Regions from separate parts of the Homo sapiens genome. Here regions 1 and 2 are each linked to region 3. A link is a loop called in an ENCODE intact Hi-C map of the cell type or tissue named here. Cell type or tissue: heart left ventricle. All regions are shown on one strand. Each heading gives the region's core, and the rest is flanking DNA. Links, peaks and the distances in the headings are about the cores only. Region 1 overlaps MEOX1 (mesenchyme homeobox 1). Region 2 has its middle 27 kb from the start of MEOX1. Region 3 has its middle 33 kb from the start of ETV4.

What was found. Peaks named below come from ENCODE experiments on the same cell type or tissue, not always from the same donor. Only the 100,000 strongest peaks of a DNase experiment are listed, where the experiment ranks them.
Region 1: a loop joins it to region 3, with 5 times the contacts of the local background. A loop is called at or near these places in 3 of 110 quality-filtered maps.
Region 2: a loop joins it to region 3, with 2.4 times the contacts of the local background. A loop is called at or near these places in 24 of 110 quality-filtered maps.

Annotation. Positions count from the first base shown.
Region 1 is chr17:43,643,167-43,650,439 of GRCh38, reverse strand. MEOX1 (mesenchyme homeobox 1) reads left to right here. Exons shown (of 3, transcript NM_004527.4): 2 at 6,780-6,952. Among named protein-coding and RNA genes, the nearest start is that of MEOX1, 15 kb to the left of the region's middle. In heart left ventricle, for the core only: a CTCF peak has its summit at 4,132 (motif pointing right); a DNase peak (open chromatin) is centred at 4,199; H3K4me3 peaks cover 1,328 bases; H3K27ac peaks cover 2,507 bases; H3K27me3 peaks cover 395 bases.
Region 2 is chr17:43,631,705-43,638,977 of GRCh38, reverse strand. No RefSeq gene overlaps it. Among named protein-coding and RNA genes, the nearest start is that of MEOX1, 27 kb to the left of the region's middle. In heart left ventricle, for the core only: no CTCF peak of the experiment used is centred there; a DNase peak (open chromatin) is centred at 4,177; H3K27ac peaks cover 1,170 bases.
Region 3 is chr17:43,577,009-43,582,280 of GRCh38, reverse strand. No RefSeq gene overlaps it. Among named protein-coding and RNA genes, the nearest start is that of ETV4, 33 kb to the right of the region's middle. RefSeq lists enhancers at 2,655-3,272, 3,253-3,302. In heart left ventricle, for the core only: no CTCF peak of the experiment used is centred there; DNase peaks (open chromatin) are centred at 460 and 3,167; H3K27ac peaks cover 2,756 bases.

The sequences.
Region 1 (7,273 bases), core at 1,117-6,116, 67 kb before region 3:
AACGGGCTAATGTGTACCTTACCTACCTAATGGAATAATTAAGAGGATAAAATAGGAGACAGCCCAATAGGGTGGAAAGAGCTTCCTAACAAGAAAATCTGGGTTCTAGGCCCAATTCTGCCCCTAACTTGCCGTGTGTCCTTACAGGAGTTCCTTACCTTCTCTAAGCTCACCTATAAAATGAAAAGGTGACATTGATCATCTCTAAGTCCCTCCCACCTCTACTTTCTATGATTCTGTAGTATCTGTGAAAGCCTAAAAGAAGTTCTCTTTGGAGGAAAGAAATCCCTTGTCAACTGCACAGTGCTATTTGAATGTGAGGCATTTGGCATCCTGTCTGATTTGGATATTAATTTATGTAAACTGGTGCCCTCAGAGTTGGACTGTAGAGTACAGAACTCCAGAAATGTTCAGACAGGGATGGGTCTGTCTGAACCTCCCTGTAGCTCTGATAAAGCTGTCTGCTCACTTTACGAAGGCCTGCCAAATGTGGCAGCTACATATGAAATAATTTGCCCTGGATGGTGTGGAAGCTCATGGTGGAAACCGCAATCACATGCACACCGTTTGCATTTCTCTGGGCATTTGACTGTTCCCTCACAGCCCTGCTCCAGCAGAGGGTGAGGGCTATGCAGGGGCTGGGGTGGGGCAACTCCTTCCTAATCACAGAGGCAGCCCACTGAGGGCCAGCATCCTCCCTCCGCAGTTCTGGAAGAGGCATCTGCGGCCCCCAAGAGAGAAGCAGCGCAGGAGTGATGTGGATTGCCATGTGACACATCTAGTTGTTGTGCCTGGAATTGTGGAACTCTGAAGGCTGCAGCAATAGTGGCCTAGGCCAGGTGCAGTGGCTCATGCCTGTAATCTCAGCACTTTGGGAGGCCGAGGCAGGTGGATCACCTGAGGTCAGGAGTTCGAGACGAGCCTGGCCAACGTGGAGAAACCCCATCTCTACTAAAAATACAAAAATTAGCCTAGTGTGGCGGCAGGCACCCATAATCCCAGCTACTCCAGAGGCTGAGGCAGGAGAATCGCTTGAACCCAGGAGGCAGAGGTTGCGGTGAGCCGAGATCCCGCCATTGCAGTGACCAATCTCCAGCCTGGGTGACCAAAGTGAGACTCAGCCTCAAAAAAAAAAAAAAAAAAAAAAAAGCTGAAAGGCCAGACATTTAAAAGATAACCCTTTCACACAGGTCTGGAGATGTGGTGCCTTAAGGAGCATAGTGCTCTAACTCTGCCCGTGAGTCATCTCAGATATAATCTCCAATAGAACTCTTTCTGATGGTTCTTGTGAACAGAGCTTCAGTGACATGCCAGGCACTGTGCTAGGTGTTAACGCCCGCTATCCAGCTCCTGTTACTTCTCAGCCTGATAAGCACAGCGGGTGTAGCTATTCCTGCTTTGCAAATGAGGAAATTGAAGCTCCAAGAACCTAAAGGACTTGCCCAAGATCCAAAAGCTCTTCCTCGGTGCCTCACTCACCTATGAGTGCTAAGGCCCAGGTTCACCAACAGGTCCTCCGACACGTCTGCATATATAACTTCCCTCCACACAGCTCAAGGCAGGGAGAGAGAAACGGCCCAGCAGAGCCCTGATCATTGAGCTGTGGGAAGGCTGGGGAGGGCTTTGGAACAGAGCACACAGCAAGACCTCAGATCTGACTGAAGGGAGGAACTAGGAGCTGAGACAAGAATACGTGAAGTTGGAAGAGCCTCAGACTTCATCAAGGCTAAGGGTTCTCAATGGAAGAGAGAGTAGGGAGTGTAGGGCATCAAGGCTTATGTTCCAGGAAGGAATTCTGACACCAGCTCCCTGGCAGAAACAGAATCCGGTCCAATCCCATACTTCTACACATGGGGAAACTGAGGCCCACAGAGGAGAGGAAGCCTCCCTAACAAAGTTGTACTATCCTGGGAACAGACCATCTTGGGAAGCATGAGTTAGTTTCTTTTTCTTTTCTTTTTTTTTTTTTTTTTGAGACAGAGTCTTTCTCTGTTGCCCAGGCTGGAGTGCAGTGGTACTCGTGGCTCACTGCAAGCTCCGCCTCCCAGGTTCATGCCATTCTCCTGCCTCAGCCTTCCCAGTAGCTGGGACTACAGGCGCCCGCCACCACGCCTGGCTAATTTTTTGTATTTTTAGTAGAGACGGGGTTTCACCATGTTAGCCAGGATGGTCTCGATCTCCTGACCTTATGATCCGCCCGCCTCGGCCTCCCAAAGTGCTGGGATTACAGGCCTGAGCCACCTGCGCCCCACCCAGCATGAGTTACTTTCATGTGGCAGGGTGCACAGGAACTGTGCCCATGAGCAGGGTGACCGAACAGCTCCCAGAAACGGCATGCAAGTGCTCATAGTGTTTCCATCTTGCTGAATATATTGCAATTTGTAATACTGTTGCAGAACAAAGAGAGCGTAACTTCCACTTCAACTTTCATAGCTTGCTTCCCATACTTCTGGTCCCTTCATCATTTCCAACAGTGGTGAACGTTGATCCCACTCTGGGAAGTTGACAAGGGACAACCGCCCTCCCAGAGCCAATATCCATCCCACCCACCATTAGTAGGTATTGCCCCCAGGTTCACACAGGGAGTTAGCTGAGACCGTCAGTTCCCAACCCAGACTTCTTCTTCCTGTTTCCTCTGCTGGAAATCGGCACTGGAACCCCAGAGGCTAAATCAGGGCAATAAGAGACAGGAGAGGAGAGGTGGCCAGGGATGGGGCATAGCTTGGCTGGCAGTAGTCAGCTGCCCTATTTGCAGAACTGGGGTGGGGGAAGTTATTTGGGGGACATCATGGGGCACCTGTGCACACCTAAGCAGGTCTTGGAGGAGGGTAGATGTGGGTAGCAAACAGGGTGGTGACCCCAGGACCTCTGGAAGGGGTGACAAGCCCAGCTGCCATGGTCCAGCTCCAGGCCCCAACCTGAGCCAGCCAGCCAGGAGATATGGAGAGCCTTGGCTCTAATCAGATGGATCTGGGTTCAAATCTCCCTTCTGTCACCTAAAAGCTGTCAGGCACACTGGGCAATTTCCTGGGCCTGTCTGAGGCTGGCTCTTCTGTATAACAGGATTATTTAGCAAATACTTAGCAAGTACTTTTTCCTCTTCTCTCTAGGAGAATTATGTGCAGAACTGGTTGGGGGCGCGGTAGGGGTCAGTTGTGCCAGGTACAGAAGCAACTATGGCTAGATGCTAGGGTGAGAAAAAGTGTTTCCCTGGGGAGACAGCTATTAATCAAATTATCACACAAACCCATGTTAAGAGTGCTAAAGGGGGTAAGAACAGTATCCACTCATAGGCCGCTGTGTGGTGAGGTTAAAGCCGCAGATGCCTCTGGGCACACACAGAAACCTTCAAGAAGTGCATCTGTTTCTATCCCAGCCCTTCAATGGCATCTCGTGGAGCTGATAAATTGGAGAATATATTTGTCCAGCACTTTTAGATTTTTCTTTTTTTTGAGACGGAGTTTTGCTCTCGTTGCCCAGGCTGGAGAGCAATGGCGCAATCTCGGCTCACCGCAACCTCCGCCTCCCAGGTTCAAACGATTCTCCTGCCTCAGCCTCCCGAGTAGCTGGGATTACAGGCATGAGCCACCACGCCCAGCTAATTTTTTGTTGTTGTTTGTATTTTTAGTAGAGACGGTGTTTCTCCATGTTGGTCAGGCTGGTCGCGAACTCCCGATCTCAGGTGATCCGCCCGCCTCAGCTTCCCAAAGTGCTGGGATTACAGGCGTGAGCCACCTTGCCTGGCCACTTTTAGATTTTAATAGCATGTTGCACACACATATTAACTCGTTCGGTCTTCCAATAACCCTAGGAGGTAGGTGAAATTTCCTCAATTTCTTGATGAGGAGACTGACGCCCAGAGAGGCTAAGTGACTTCCTCAAAGTCTCCAGCATGGAGATTCAGGATTCAAGCCTCTGCGGTCCTCTGGGCTATCCACTCCCCGCAACCGTGGAAAGGAAGGGCTGGGAAACACTAAGCCTCGGGACGGGAGAAGATTGGGAAACCAGTCCCCGACCGCGCCCGTCGTCTAAGCCCGGGTTTCCTGCCTCTCTCCGGGCCCGTGGGCCGGGCTGTGCTCCGGGAAGCCCGTCATCCGCTCGTGACCGACCCTCCCCGGCCCGCTGCCAGGAGGGGGCGCGGCGCTGGCGGCGGCCAAGGCCGGAGGGCTCCTCGGGGACCCCGGCCCGGGGCTGCGCGTCCTTCCCTGCTGCCCACGCTCCCGCTTCCGGAGGGGTCTGGACCTGCCTTCTCCGGCCTGGAGCCAGAGGCCGCCGGGCAGGCAGCCCGCGCCAGGAACTCGGCCCCCTGCCCTGCTCCCCGGGCGCGCCCCGCGGGCGGCCAACCCGGATCGGACGCGGACCCCCGGGCCAGGGTGCCACGACACCCCTGACCCGGGCACCGGGACTATCGGGCCCCTCCCCCGCCTTCTCGAGTTCCCGGAACGGTGGCACCCACTCCCCTTCCATCCCCCGGCGGAGGCCACGGACGCGCAGCGCGAGGTGGGCCAGGCGCCCAAATCACTTTACCGTGCGCCTCCTGCTAGAGAGTCGCCCAGCCCAAGGCAGTGGGGCGCGGAGGCGGAGGACGGGGAAACTGAAATACAAAGGGATTGAGTGGAAAGCAATAGAGGGGGGTGCTGGGAGGGGAACCAGCTAGGCTCAAAGCTCCAAAGTGGATCGCCGGGTTAATGTGGGGTTCCTGCCTCGCCACCCACTCCCAATGCGGCTGCTTAGCCGACTGCATAGGCGGCTTCTCTGCTTTACACTAGGGGGTCTGAATTCCCCAGCCCAGTCCCCCAGGTAGCTTAGACCCGGCCTCTGAAAACAGAAGATCCCTCCTTCCAACACTCCTCGCCGGCAAGGCAGAGATGGGTCTTTCAGGGAGCAGGACGTTGGGCCGCAGGTTTCGGTAAAGCACCTCACTCGGAGCCACAGCCTCCATGTCTATAAAATGAGGAAAATGGACCGGGCGCAGTGGCTCACGCCTGTAATCCCAGCACTTTGGGAGGCCAAGGCGGGCAGATCACGAGGTCAGGAGATCGAGATCATCCTGGCTATCACAGTGAAACGTCGTCTCTACTAAAAATACAAAAAAATTTGCCGGGCGTGGTGGCGGGCGCCTGTAGTCCCAGCTACTCGGGAGGCGGAGGCAGGAGAATGGTGTGAACCCGGGAGGCGGAGCTTGCAGTGAGCCGAGATCGCACCACTGCACTCTAGCCTTGGCGACAGAGCGAGACTCCATCTCAAAAAAAAAAAAAAAAAAAAAAAGATAATTAATGAAGCAAACGTCTTTTAAATGTTAGAGCCCCGGGCTCCTGCAGCCATTCCCTGGCCACGTGGCATGCATTGCGAGTTAATTGTGTAAGTGTGTGGTCTTCTTCCCACCTCCTCTCCACCCACCACCTCCATTCATTAAAGTGAAGGTAGAGCTGCCTCCCACCCGTCTGCTCAAGAGATAACCATTCAGCCCCTTTTATTTGTTCAGGACTTTACCGTTTGTAAGCCCTTCCTAAATTTTTTTTTCAAGACGTAGTCTTGCTCTGTCGCCCAGGCTGGAGTGCAATGGCGTGATCTCCGCTCACTGTAGCCTCCGCCTCCTGGGTTCAAGCGATTCTCCTGCCTCAGCCTCCCAAGTAGTTGGGATTACAGGGGCGTGCCACCGCGCCCAGCTAATTTTTTGTATTTTTAGTAGAGACGGGGGTTTCGCCATGTTGGCCAGGCTGGTCTCGAGCTCCTGACCTCGTGATCCGCCCGCCTTGGCCTCCCAAAGTGCTGGGATGAGCCACCGCGCCTGGCCCCTACATACTTTTCATTTGAACAGTATGTGTGTGTCAAATCGCCTGAATTTAATTCTTGTCTCCCACACCCCCTGGCTGAATAAACTTGGGCAATTTGCTTAACTTCTCTGTGTTCGTTTTCTGGTCCATAAAGTGATACTAATACTAGAACCACTTGGTTGGGCTATTGAGGAATAAGAGGCTAATATATGTCAGGTACAGCACCTGGCACAGAGTGTGTCCCCTGACCCTGTTGGCAGTTATGACTGAGCCCCGCTGAATCTAACATGCAGCCTGCTTCAGAGGGCTCCAGATGGCTTTCCAGACTTGGCCCTCTGGGGCAGATTCTGATTCCGTAGGTAGGTCTGGGGCAGGCCTGAGATCCTTCAGGTCTGAACAGCTCCCTGGTGCTACTGATGCTGCTGGCACCCAGGCACTCCTTTGAGTGGTGAGGTCTTAGAGCAGCGGACTTGACTGTGCACCAGACGCATCTGGAGGGTTTGTAAAAATAGATTGCTGAGTGCCATCCCCAGAGTTTCTGACTTAGTAGGTCTGGAATGAGGCTAGGATTTGCATTTGTAACAAGCTCTCAGGTAATGCTGATGCTGCTGATCTGGGGACCATAGTTTGAGGCTTTGTTTTAGAGCATCTCACCCCTCAAGCTTATGGCCACCAGTAATGTCATGCTGGGGGGTGGGCTGGGGAGTAGAGGTCATTAAACAGCCAAGAGTAGCTTCTTATGCTTTGGGAATAAAAGAAAGTTTGGGGTGGGGGGAGGGTGGGAGGCAGGTACCTGAGATTGGAAACCAAAAATAAAAAATCTTCCCAATTCTAATATGGGTAAGACACCAGAAGGAATAAAAAGGACAGTGTAGCTTTTTTCTCAGCATCCTGTAAAAATAAGGGAGACTGGTAAAGACTGCCTAGTTGCTCAAGGGCAAAAGAAAGGGAATGGAGTCTCCCTCAGCCCATGTCTTCCTGTTTGGGGTCCTCTCTCCCCAGACAACCAGGAGAACAGAGGGAAGCCGGAGGGCAGCAGCAAAGCCCGCAAGGAGAGGACGGCCTTCACCAAGGAGCAGCTGCGAGAGCTGGAGGCAGAGTTTGCCCATCATAACTACCTGACTCGGCTCCGCAGATATGAGATTGCGGTAAACCTGGACCTCTCTGAGCGCCAGGTGCGCCCCCGGTGGGCCCCTCCTCTTCTTTGCTCTCTCATCTCCCTCCCTTCCCTCCTTTCCCACCACCCCTCCCTGGACCTTCTCCTTTTTCTTCCTCCAGCCAGTCCAGCGGTTTTCAACTGTGGCCACACCTGAGAATAGCCTGGGGAGTTTTGGGTTTTTTTGTTTTTTGTTTTTTGAGACGGAGTCTCGTTCTGTCGCCCAGGCTGGAGTGCAGTGGCGCGATCTTACTGTAACCTCCACCTCCTGGGTTCAAGCAATTCTCCTGCCTTAGCCTCCCAAGTAGCTGGGCTACTGGCGTGCGCCACCACGCCCGGC
Region 2 (7,273 bases), core at 1,162-6,161, 56 kb before region 3:
GGTCTCAAACTCCTGACCTCAGGTGATCCTCCCGCCTCAGCCTCCCAAAGCGCTGGGATTACAGGCATGAGCCACCACGCCCGGCCTATGTTTTTTTAAATTGTTGTAAAATACTCTAACATAAAATAAAAGTTATCATTTTAACCGTTTTGAAGTGCACGGTCCCGTGGCATTAAACATTTTCTCATTGTTGTGCAGCCATTGCCACTATCCATCTCCAGAACGTTTTCATCTTCCCAAACTGAGACCCTTTGCCTATGGAACACTAACCCCTATCCCCTCCCCTTCATTCACCTGCATTTACATAGTGTTTGCGCCATATTGAGCACTGTTCCGCTTTACATGTACAAACTAAGTGAATTCTCTTAGCCATCCTAAGAGGTAGTACTACCGTCATTCCCATTTCACACATGAGGTAACCAAGGCGGAGAGAAGCTGAGTAAACTCCCAAGGTTTTATGGTGGTTAGTGTTTGGGGTGGATTGTATTATTGGGCCTGGTTATCTTCTTCCCTCTCCACTGGGGAACATGCCTCCCTGATCATTGCCATATGATGCACCTGCCGCGGTAAGGGCACACTTCCTCACCTAATTGACATCAGCTTGTCCTTGTGGCCTGCTTTGGCCAATAGAATGTGAGCAGAAGGATATGTGCTGTATCCAAGCAGAAGCTTTACGGGTCATCACACGGCTGTACTCCTGCTCTTTTCCCTCTGTACGAGGCTGAAATGGAGGATCCCTAGGTTCCAGAAGGAGAAAAACATGGAACAAAGCCAAAGCTGACCCCATAGCCTTCACAGATGTCAGTGAGGATATAAACATTTGTTGCTGTAAGCCACTGGGATTTGTGGGTCACGAGCTCGTGAAAACTGACCACTCCAGTGATGAAGCTGGGTTTGGAATTGACGCATTCTGGCCCCAGGCCAACACTTCCTATGCCTGATCTGGGTGCCTAAGCTTTTCTATTCTGCTGCCTACTGCCCTTTGCCACCTAGGATGACTATAAGCATCTCAAACTCCGATATCTGAAGGGGAAATCGCCATTCCCGCAGTTGGGTGAGCACCACTGCCTGCATTCTGATTCTTCTACTTTAGCTGGCAACACCACAACCTACCTGTTCATTCACACTGGAAACCTGGGGCACATCGTCATACAGACCTCTGCTTTTCCGAACCAATCCACTACCTGGGCCTGCTCATTTTACTTCCCACATAGATACTTCTCCCACCCACGGCATTGTCTTCCCACCACCACTGCCTTCCTTCTGGCTGCTGATGTCTCACTTGAATTAGAGCCTCTGAGAGCTCTCCCTCCTGATCTGAGGCTGCTCAAATCCCATCCCCTCTCAGCCTGTAGAGTGATCACAAAAAAAAATTCAACCCTGTCACCCCCAATTTAAAACCTATCGGTAGCTTTCCTCACCTACAAAATAAAGAGCCTTCACAGGTCTCCATGATCCAGCCCCTGACCACCTCCACAGCCGCAACCTACCACCTCCGCCACAAATCCTGGGCTCTAGCAAGACCAAGCCACCTTCCATTCCACAGCCATAGGCCATGTGATTTCTCCATTCCTTGGCTCATTCCCTTCTGTCTGGAGTGCTCTCCCACACCTGGAGCCCCAAGGACTTATGGATTCTAGGAGCACTCTAAAGGAACACGCAGGAAGTTTAAATATAAATATGGCCCAAGTTTTTTTTTTGTTTTGTTTTGTTTTTTAAGAGACTTCGTTTCCCAAGCTGGAGTGCAGTGGTGTGATCATGGCTCACTGCAGCCTCAAACTCCTAGCCTCAAGCAATCCTCCCACCTCAGCCTCCTGAGTAGCTAGCTGGGACTAAAGGTGTGAGCCACCATGCCCAGCTAATTTTTAAATGGCTTTGTAGAGATGGGGGTCTCACTATGTTGCCCAGGCTGGTCTTGAACTTCTGGCCTCAAGGGATCCTCCTGCCTCACCTCCCAAGGCCCTGGGGTTACAGGCATGAGTCACTGCACCCAGCCCAAACTAATTTTCAATAGTAGATCAATGCCTAACACGAGGCAGCAACATTCACCAATTTCTAAAACCATCAGAAAAAAACCTCAGTGTGAGAATTTTCCTTTCCCCAATAAACCCAGTTAATAAGCCCACTGAGGAGAGTTTGATCATGAAATTAAAAGTACATGCACACAGCAATCAAGAGGTTTCTGGTTTCTTTTGAACATTCCATGCACTCCTCTCCCTCTTCAGCGTTGGTGTTTGATTGACCTGCACTGGGTGAGCAGTAGCTGGGACCAGCTGTTCCTCAAGTTGGTAAAAATCCTCCACTTTCTCCCGAGGGCAAAGCTGCATGAAGGAAGCAAGGCCACCCACTGGCAACTCCTTGATGGGAACCAGTGAGTGTGACCAGAGATGGTGGCTTGGTAGGAATCCAAACAACTGAGAATTCCCAGACAGTAACTTTTCAGTAATGGTTTTCTCCATCCTTGAGAGAGCATCAGGGACGAGCGAGTGTGTGGCTGACCTGCTGAGAGAGGTGAGGAGATATGAAAAAAGAGAGAGATGAAGCAAGCGAGTAGGGAATCCATTTCCAAAGGAAAAGGCCTAGAGGGGCTCAGGCCTTCAGAAATCTGCTCACCTGCCTGCGCCAGGTCCTGAGATGGATGCGTGCATTTCTGATAGTTCTTCTATTCAAAGATGAGAATCAGTGTCAGGGAGAGATCTACTCTTTTCTGTCCAGACCCCCAAAGAACCACATTTCCAGTAACTGGGTAAGCCCATGGTGGGTGGCTTTCTTTCCTTCCATTGGGTGGAAATGATTGCCCTTAAGAGCTATATATTCTCTGCCCAGACAGAGGAGCCTGTGCCTGCTAATCCCTCACAACACCAGTGAGGCACTGGTCAGTCATGTCATCTCTTGGCCATCGTGGTGCTGGGCTCTCACCATGTTCCTTCTCTCACCGGCTGCCCCTTCTCAGTCCTATTTGCTGCCAACCCTGGCTACCTGAATATTTTTGAAACACTTTGAAAAATATCTCAAATCCGGCTGGGCGCGGTGGCTCACACATGTAATCCCAGTACTTTGAAAGGCCGAGGCAGGCAGATCACCTGAGGTTGGGAGTTCGAGAGCAGTCTGGCCAACACGGTGAAACCCCGTCTCTACTAAAAATACAAAAATTAGCTGGGCGTGGTGGCACATATCTGTATTCCCAGCTACTTGGGAGGCTGAGCCATGAGAATCACTTGAACCCGGGAGGCAGAGGTTGCAGTGAGCTGAGATCATGACTGCACTCCAGCCTGGGCAACAGAGCGAGACTCCGTCTTAAAAAAAAAATCTTAAATCCACGCCCTTCTCTAATGCTACCTGTGGCCATGACTGTTCCTTTATTCTCTATCTTCCCAACTTGTGTGTGTTCCTTTATGGCCACTACCACAATTTGTCATTCTTCTATTTTTTGTTTGCTTATTCATTTATGGTCTGCTTTATAAGCTGGAAGAAAGAGAAAGGGATGTGTTTCTCTGACCATTTTATTCTCAGCTACCACATGATGCCTGGCACATAATACATGTTCAATAGATAGTATTGGATGAGTGGACACATGGATGGATGGATGGATGGATGGATGGATGGATGGATGGAGGAACCGTTAAACTATTGACATCACTGACTTCTCGGTTCAAAACTGCCCATTGCTGGACATGTGGACAGTGTAGGAGAAGCTCAGTCCAGAAGCTGGTTAGGTGGCTTGATGCAGTCAGGGCTTCAGAGACCACCAGGTCTGGCCGGCCATGCCCTTGAAGAGGGGCACTGAACAGTCACCCTGTTTCTACAGCCCCAGGGAACTCTCTGGGGCCAAGGTTCTCTGCAAATCCCTCCCCCACTCTCTGAGCTCTGTCTGAAGTCTGGACAAACCTCTCCTCTTTGACCCATGGTTGGCAAAAAAAACAGCTTCCAGAGCCTGACCACTGACAACAGCGAGACTCAGAAGTGTGCCTGATAAGAGGTTTGTGAGCCACTCACGCACGTCTCTGAGGGTGACGCTTAATAGCTTCAAGGTGACATCAGGGTTGGGACTAATATCCGATTGAACAGAAAGAGACATGACCTAACTCGTCTCTCACCGTGGGCCTGGCTGCGAGAGCTTCTCTTTCTTTATTAATTTCCTAACCGGAGCTGCTGGCTCAGGACTCCAGCCTGTCCCCAGAGCCGGGGCCCACGGCTGGGCTTCAATCCAGCGTTAGTGGGAAGGGAACAGGCTCAGCCAGGGTCTGAGAACCCCCAGGATGAAAGTCCACTGAGTCTGTGCTCATCTTGGCGAGAGCCTCATGGTTGGCTTTCTCCACCATCCAGCAGATTTACCCTGCTTTGAGAAAATCCAGTAGGACAGATCCAAAGGCTCTAAAAAATTACTCCTGGTAAAAAAAACCTTGCTGCAGCCTCCCAGCAAGCTGCAGGCTTCCCCAGTGGCTGTAAAGGATGGTTTTATTTGTGTTTTAAAAAATGATTTAAAACCAGTTTTCCAGGAACACAAATCCTGTCTAAAGCACCCGGTGCACCTGGCTAGAGAGCTGCAGGCCTGTGTCTGAGCTGGCTGACTGCCTGGTGGGACCATGATATCTTCAGGTTATTTTCCTTTAAAATATTCTCTGCATTGGCTGGGCATGGTGGCTCATGCCTGTAATCCTAGCACTTTGGGAGGCCGAGGTGGGTGACCAGCCTGGGCAACACAGTGAAACCCTGCCTCTACCAAAATACAAAAAGTTAGCTGGGCGTGGTGATGTGTGCCTGTAGTCCCAGCTATTCAGGAGGCTGAGGCAGGAGAATCGCTTGAACCCAGGAGGTGGAGGTTGCAGAGAACCGAGATGGTGCCACTGAACTCCAGCCTGGGCGACAGAGCGAGACTCCATCTCCTAAAAAAAAAAAAATTCTCTGCATTGCAGGAAGAGAAATCCTGTGTTTCTTATCACCTTCCCTCCCCACTGCTCTCACCCTACCCGCACGTACACACATACACACACACACACACACACACACACGGCTCTCACCCTACCCCCACGTACACACACACACACACACACACACACACACACACCATCTTTGGACACTGATAGATTGCAGTTCCGACACAGGCTGTGCCACAGATTAGCTGTGTGGCCTGCATGGAGTCATTCATCTTCTCTGAGCCTCAGTTTCCTCATCCAGTGGCCTGCAGAAGTAGTGGTGCTTGATAAACACTTGTTGAAAAATGCTCCTACAAAGTACAGATCATATTTTACTCACAGGCTAATAGGAGGATTAGATTGATTCATTCACTCCACAAAAATATTACTTGAGTTCTAACTATGTGTTAAGTCCTAGGTAGGGTGAGTGGAGACGGTCAGACTGTCCCCAGGAAAATGGGGTAAGGTCTACAGAATGCCTCGCACGGTGCCTGCCTCAGAGTGGGCCCTCCAAGTGGGAATGAGTGCCCTCTGTCAGTCTGTCTGTCTCTCTCTCTCTCTCTCTCTCTCTCTCACACACACACACACACAGACACACACACACCCCAGATTCTAGTCAGAGTGCTCTTCCGCTTCTTCAGGGAGGCTGCAACACAGTGTCAGCACAAGCATGGAGCCCGGAGGAGGCCTAGGCTTCAGTACCTGCTTTTCTACTCATTTGCTGCGTGACTTTTAGCAAACCACCCATCTTCCCTGGACCGATTTCCCAACTGCAAAAAACTGAGCATTCTAATACCTTGTTCTGCCTTGAGTACAAAGGTTAAACAGATACTATGGGCAAAACGTTTTCAAAGCGCCAAGCTATACCAAAAAAGAAGTGCTGCTGAGAGGCAGTAGGGGATCGTGGGGAAAGTCAAGGGCTTGGAGGATGCCAGATCCAGATTTGCTTCTGATGCGTTAACCCAGAACAGAACTTTTCACACTGTGGCCACACATGACAGCCCCTAAGCACATCTTACAATACCGATTCAGCCACTATGTCAATCCCCTCACACCCACACCCCCTCCATGGGAGGCATCGCTCAGATCTTCACCCAGGGGCAGCTGGGGAGGAGCAGCCTCTTCAGGAAGGAACCAGAAAGTGAAGGCCCCAGGAAGTCCCTAGGGCGCTCAGCCCATTGTTAAGCTTGACCCGTCCACCCTCCCTTCATCCTGTCTTGCCATGGCTCTGCCCCCTAGGACCCCACTTTTCCTTCCCAACATGACCAGCCCGTGAAAGATCTAGAGTACAGAAAAACCAGGCACAACTGTCTCTTCTCCACAGCGAGGTGCCCTGCAGGCCTGCCAAGCAGGCAAGTCCCCCTCCAGAAGCCGGTACCAAGTGCTGAAGGCTGTGTTTCTTCTAAGAGAGGGTGGGGGAGGCCTGGGCCCCTTCAAATGCCCTTTCATCCTCAGCTGCTCCCGTTCACACACCTCTTCCCTGACAGGCATGAGGAGAAGCTATTACTCGAGAAGACTGCTGGTGGGGACACTGGAGTGGCCGAGGCCCATGAGCCTGGGGGGACCCCTCAGTCAGGACCAGGCTCTTTCTACTCAAGAATCTGTGGCCCTTCTGGGGGCTGTGGCACAGGATGCGGGGCCTTCATCCCACAAATCCCCTCTGTGCATCCCCTGCCGGATCTCTGTGGAGCAGATGCCAGGGGTGGGGGCAGGACACAATGCCCCTCTTTGTTGGGGGGATCCGGGCCGGCAGTCGGGAGGAAATTAGACAGCGCTCCTGACAGCAGGCTCCGTCTGGGGTGTCTGTGAAATATGGGCCAGAGGGGCTCCTTCCAGAGACCAGTTCATGGCCGCCGACCACCCCCACCCCTGCTTTGGGCAGAGAGGACACTGCCTGTTTGGAGAGAAATGATATATGACACGCAGCTTCCTTTCCTCCTCTCCTGAGGGGCTTAACGCAGCTCTGAGAGCCTGGGGAAGCTCATGGCTGCTCCTTGGAGGTGTGAATGTACGCACATATGTGTACACATGTGTATGTGCGTGTGTGTGTACCTGTGTGTGCACACATCTATGAGCCTGTAGGTGTGTGCGTTGTGTGGGTGTTTTCTGAGTTTGTGTGTGTATCTGCTCACTCCATGGCCAGAGGAGAGGGCTCAAAATCCTGGCCAAACAAAATGTTGGCCAAGATGGCACCCTCTTTAGCATCCCTTCATTTTCACAGGCCAGGATGAGGACCTTTGGGGCCTAGGGCCTAAACAAAGCTATTCAGAGAGTGGTGGTGTGAGGCGAAGGGGAGGGAGATTACTGAGCACCCTGTCCGCTGATTCCATCCTCCAAGTGGCCACCTCACAAGGCAG
Region 3 (5,272 bases), core at 194-5,193:
GGAGGTTGCAGTGAGCCAAGATCACACCATTGCAATCCAGCCTGGGCAACAAGAGCGAAACTCTGTCTCTAAATAAATAAATAAATAAATGTTTCTTTCTAAGCCAACTGCCTGATGACATGGTCTGAATTGGGGGAACAACTAGGGATGGGAAATGACAAGGCTTTGAACCACTATTCAAGGGTTCTTATGGTAGTGATCACCTCTTATAGACATTTGAGATTATTGCATGAAGATCAGGAAGAGAATCTGTAGCAGAGAATTAGGAAGAAGATGGTGGTGAATGCCCATTGCCCCCACTACACACATCATGGCTCCCTCCACCCAGAGATCAAAGGAGTTGCCTCCTCTCCAGAGGGCTCAGGAGATGCCCATGCTCAGTGCCCTCCTGGTGTGCTGACTGCGTGCTGGCCTTTAGGAGCCCGCCTCCTCCAGTAAGTGCCAGGCCTGGGGAGACCTTGGATGTAAGCCCGAGGGAGTGTCCTGGACCTTGGACCGCAGGCCCACCCAGCAGGGTGTCCTGTCCCCAGCACAGTGGAAAGGTCTTCAGTCCCCTCTCCCTGCCCTCCAGCCTTCAGCTGGACTCTCCCAGATGTCACTGGCTATATTTTCAAAAATAGGAAGAATTCCAAAACCAGATTCCAAGTGCTATACCTCCCACACCCTCCCGTAGCCCCACCAGCCTGCCAACCTTTTGAGGCAATTATAATTAGAAACCAGGGTCAGGAGCAGTGGCTCACGCCTGTAACCTCAACACTTTTGGGAGGGCAAGGCAGGAGGATCCCTTGGTCCCAGGAGCTCAAGACTAGCCTAAGCAACAGAGAGAGAGAATTAGAAGCCAGTGTGTGTGGAAGACAACATCAGCAGACATTGTTCAGAGACGTGCAAACCACAAAGGGAGCCAGTCTGTGGAGGAGGCCAAAGAGTGGGGACCTTAGCTGACCCATCACCCCTCCTGTATTCCGGCTTCTTTCTCCTCCAGCCCTTCTGGACTCCAAGGACCTAGCTCCACAGGAAGCTTAAAGTGAGGTGGAATGTTCGCCACTGTTATTATTAACAGAACATCCGCTAACATTCTAATTGAAAATTTAACTCTAATTATTCCAGTTTACCAGGAATGCAAGCAAAAGCAGGACCAACTGTGATGCACCAAATAGATACACGTGAAAAGACAGATAAGCAAATAGGAAGAGACAAAGCTGGGACCAGTGAACCAGGGGACCCCGGGACATTTATTCCACTCACAACTCAAACACCATGTCGCCTCCCACCTGGAGAACCTTCTACCCCTCAAATCGTCCCCAAATATACATCCTTTCCCACTGCCCCTCTGCTCTTCCCAGCCCTACACTAGCCAATGATCCCTACTTCTTGCTCAAATCAGAGCTGCAATCAGAGATTTTACTGCTGTGAATACAAAAAATGCCTAGAGTCTTTTTTTTTTTTTTTTTTTTTTGGAGATGGAGTCTTGCTCTGTCACTCAGGCTGGAGTGCAGTGGCGCTCCAGATCTCAGCTCACTGCGACCTCTGTCTTCTGGGTTCAAGCAATTCTCCTGCCTCAGCCCCCCAAGTGGCTGGGATTATAGGCACCCGCCACCACGCCCGACTAATTTTTTTGCATTTTTTTCAGTAGAGACGGGGTTTCACCATGTTGGCCAAGCTGGTTTCGAACTCCTGACCTCAAGTGATCTGCCCACCTCGGCCTCCCAAAGTGGTAGGATTACAGGCGTGAGCCACCATGCCCGGCCTAAGACTGTCCTTTGAAAATGGTGCTTCACCCTCCACAGAGCATGTGGCAGTATGCAGCACAGTCTAAAAAGCCACAATAAATAAACATGGTGGCAATATTTTACTGAAATGTTTGGCAGGGAGAACCTTTATTCTTACCTAAAAACAACTCGGATAGGTTATAAGGAAGAGAGCAACACTTGCATGCATATTACATAAAACACCATCTTCAAAATCATGCAGGCTAAATACAATGCTGTATCCAGGATTAGATCCTGGAACAGAATGAAGATATTAATGGAAAAACTGGTGGAATCCAAATGAAGACTGGAGTTAATTACTAGTAATGTACCAACGTTAATTTCTCAGTTTTGACAAAAGTACCAGAGTTACATAATATGTTACCATGAGGGGAAACTGGGTAAAGGGTATATGAGAACTATGTGCTATCATTGCAGCTTTTCTATAGGTCTAACATTATTCTAAAATGTAATGTTCATTAAAAAAAAAAAAAAAAGCATGTGGCTGCTTCCAGCTTTCTGAATCCCCACCGCACCCTCACCACTCCCCAGCACAAGGTCATCGTCCTCCCCAGCACAAGGTCACCGTCCTCCCCAACAGAGTTCCTTGGGCAGCAACCACTAGAAACCCCACAAAGACCAGCTGGGGCCAGAGGCAGGATGTGTGGTCCTGGGCAGGTCTGAGACAGATCAAACACAAGGTAATCAGTCTGCAGAACCACAGACAACACAGACCTACGCCATGGAATTCCAGATCATTCCAGATCTACAAGTCATTGGTTCATTCCATAAGTATTTATCATAGCACATAGCACGCGCCAAGCACCGTGCTAGGCTGTCTTGAGAATGGAGGTGTGGGGAAAGAGGGATGAGGTACAAAGATGCATACCCAGAGAAGGAATCTCCTCCCTTAAGGAAGCAGTGAGGGGAACAGACGAGCTCCACACACAAAGGGACGGGAGGAGAGGGATAGACACAAAGCCTGCTAGAGGTGATCAGGGAAGGCTTCACAGAGGAGGCAGTATCAGTCCCAGCAACTGTAGCCCAGTTGCTCCCCGTCACCCAAAGACAGCCACACCTGATCCCCTGGCTCAGGCAGCTGGAAAGAGGAGCTGAGAAAAAGGAGAGTCATGCTCTCAGCAAACATCAAGTGCTGTAAGCATCATAAAATCATCATCATCATCATCACCATCAGACACTGATGGCCCAGTGGGAGGCCTGGGACCCTGAAGAGAGCCCAGGTAAGGGGCAAACAGGCTTGGAGGAGGCAATTGCCTAGGGCAGTGGTGTGGGGGTGGGGGGCTGCTTCCCCATACCTGTAGCTAGCAGGGCCGCGGGGTAAGGGGCATGTTGACACAGCTGGTAAGAAAGGCTTTGTCCCTGCCTCATTAATCACTTCAGCACAGGAGCTCCGAGGGAGGGGACGCCCCAGGGGCACTGGGCTAGCTCTCACGGGGGAGCCCCTCAGAGGCAGAGAGAGGTGGCCCGGCTTCAGGCCCAGGAGCCAGGGGAAGGTCTGAAGAGGGCAGGATGGCGTGGAAGGAGGCTGCCCAGGCCCTAGGGACCTACGGGCCAGGGGATTTCCCAGCCAGGATGTTTGTCGCAGAACATCAGCCTTCCTGCCCAGAGGCTAAAGCACTTCCAGCAGGCAGCCCGCAGATGGTAACCCCCTAACAAGAAGGTCCCAGGAGGGGCATATATATTTTCCTTTCTCATTTGGCCAAGCCAGTGTCAGCTGCTTGCCATGCGATTCCTGACCCTCCTGCCCGGGTGTGTGTGTGTGTGTGTGTGTGTGTGTAAAGGGTCACAAGCCTTTACTGAGAACAGAGAGGAGGTCCATCCACCTTTGCTCTGAATGCAGCAAGGGAGAGGATGGGGAAGCAGTGGAATTGTTTCCACTTCTATTATTTACTATTCTCTCCACAAACACTTATGGAACACCTACTATGCGTCTGGCACTGTTCTAGTGACTGGGAGCAGAGAGAACACAGAACAGAGAGAAGGTCTGCTTTTCTGGAGCTTGCCTTCTAGAGGGGGCAGCAGAGAATGGGAAAACATTATGTTCACCAGAGTGGTCAGGCAGGCCAACACCCTTCTGGGCCAACTGAGCTCAGACCTAGTTTCCAGAACCACCCTCCCTGGGCATCCTCTTCCTCCCTCCCAGCCCTCACTGAGGCCTCTCCCAAATCTGAACGTGGAGGCCCCAAGGTGGGCTGGCAGCCGGAAGGCATGAAGAACTCCCCAGGATCCCCTGTCTCTAATGAAAGAGAGAAGCCAGTTCCGGGCAGCTCGCGTCCAGTTTCATTGTAAATCCTCTAGACTGTCGGATGGCCAAGTGGCCCAGGGTCTCCTCTGCCCTCTCTCCTCTGCCTGGGGGGTGAGGGGCTCTTTGCCTCTCCCTCTGTCACTTCCTCACTCCTTTCTCTTTCCCTCCCGCATTCTCTTTCATTCTTTCTCCTCCTTTCTTCTTTCTGCTTCCCCTCCCCAGCCTCTGTTCTCTCTCTGAACCCCCCTCCCCTTCTTCCTGTCTTGCATTTTCCTGCCCAGGAATCAGACCCCAGACAGTACCTAGGAAGTCTGCGGCCTTGCCTAATAGAACCGTAATAGTCCTCAGGGAGGCGCGATAATGACATCCTCCTTAAATAAAAGGACTTAATGGAGATTTCCCAAATTTGAAAACCACATTTCCACTAGCAACCCATTCAGCAAGCGACGGCTCTGGAAAGGAACTCGTGGGAAGCTGCAATGGGGAGGGGGTGAAGTGGCAGGAGGCAAGGAGTTTGTGCAAAGAAGGTTCTATTCATAGGGGGCTTTCTGTGGCAGGACAAAGAAGCTGGTCTGAGGACACAGATCATAAAGGTGGGCCATCTCATCCCTCCTCACCCTATTGGGCCAACTCCTTAAGAGAAGAGGCTCAGCATCAGGAAGTCCTGGATGAGCTACTTCACCCCTCTGAGCCTCAACGTCCTCAGCTGGGAGTTGGGTGTAATCTTCTCCCAGTTACTCAACGAGGGTCAGGAGATTAGCACTCACCTAGTTCCTGACATGTAGCAGAAGCCAAATGCACTTCAGGCTGCCTCCTTAACAAACACAGCCAGACGGGGTCCTCCTAATCCTGGGACTAAGCAGACAAACCAGCCCAGCCCACCCCACCCATTCACCCTGGACTTAAGGGAATAACAAGCTATTGCTGGGGAGGGGGTGGTGGAGGGGAGATCATGGGTTTCTCATCGCCTCTGTCACTAGGATACTGATAAACCGTTAAGTGAGGTGTGGATATAGAGTCAAGATCTTGGGGACTCTGGGATCCCACAATTTATCTCAGGTAATCATGTAAACCTTTTTGGGTCCCACTAGCTCCACTGAAAACAGAGATGCAAAGACTGAACCAAGGACTCTGGAGCCCCCAAGTAATTCCCACTACCCCCCAAACCCAAGCCAAGGATGTGAATGAAGCTAAGGGAAGAGCAGTATGGCAAATGCGTGTTTCATGAATAAACTGTCAGGAGTCCCAGATAAAGGGC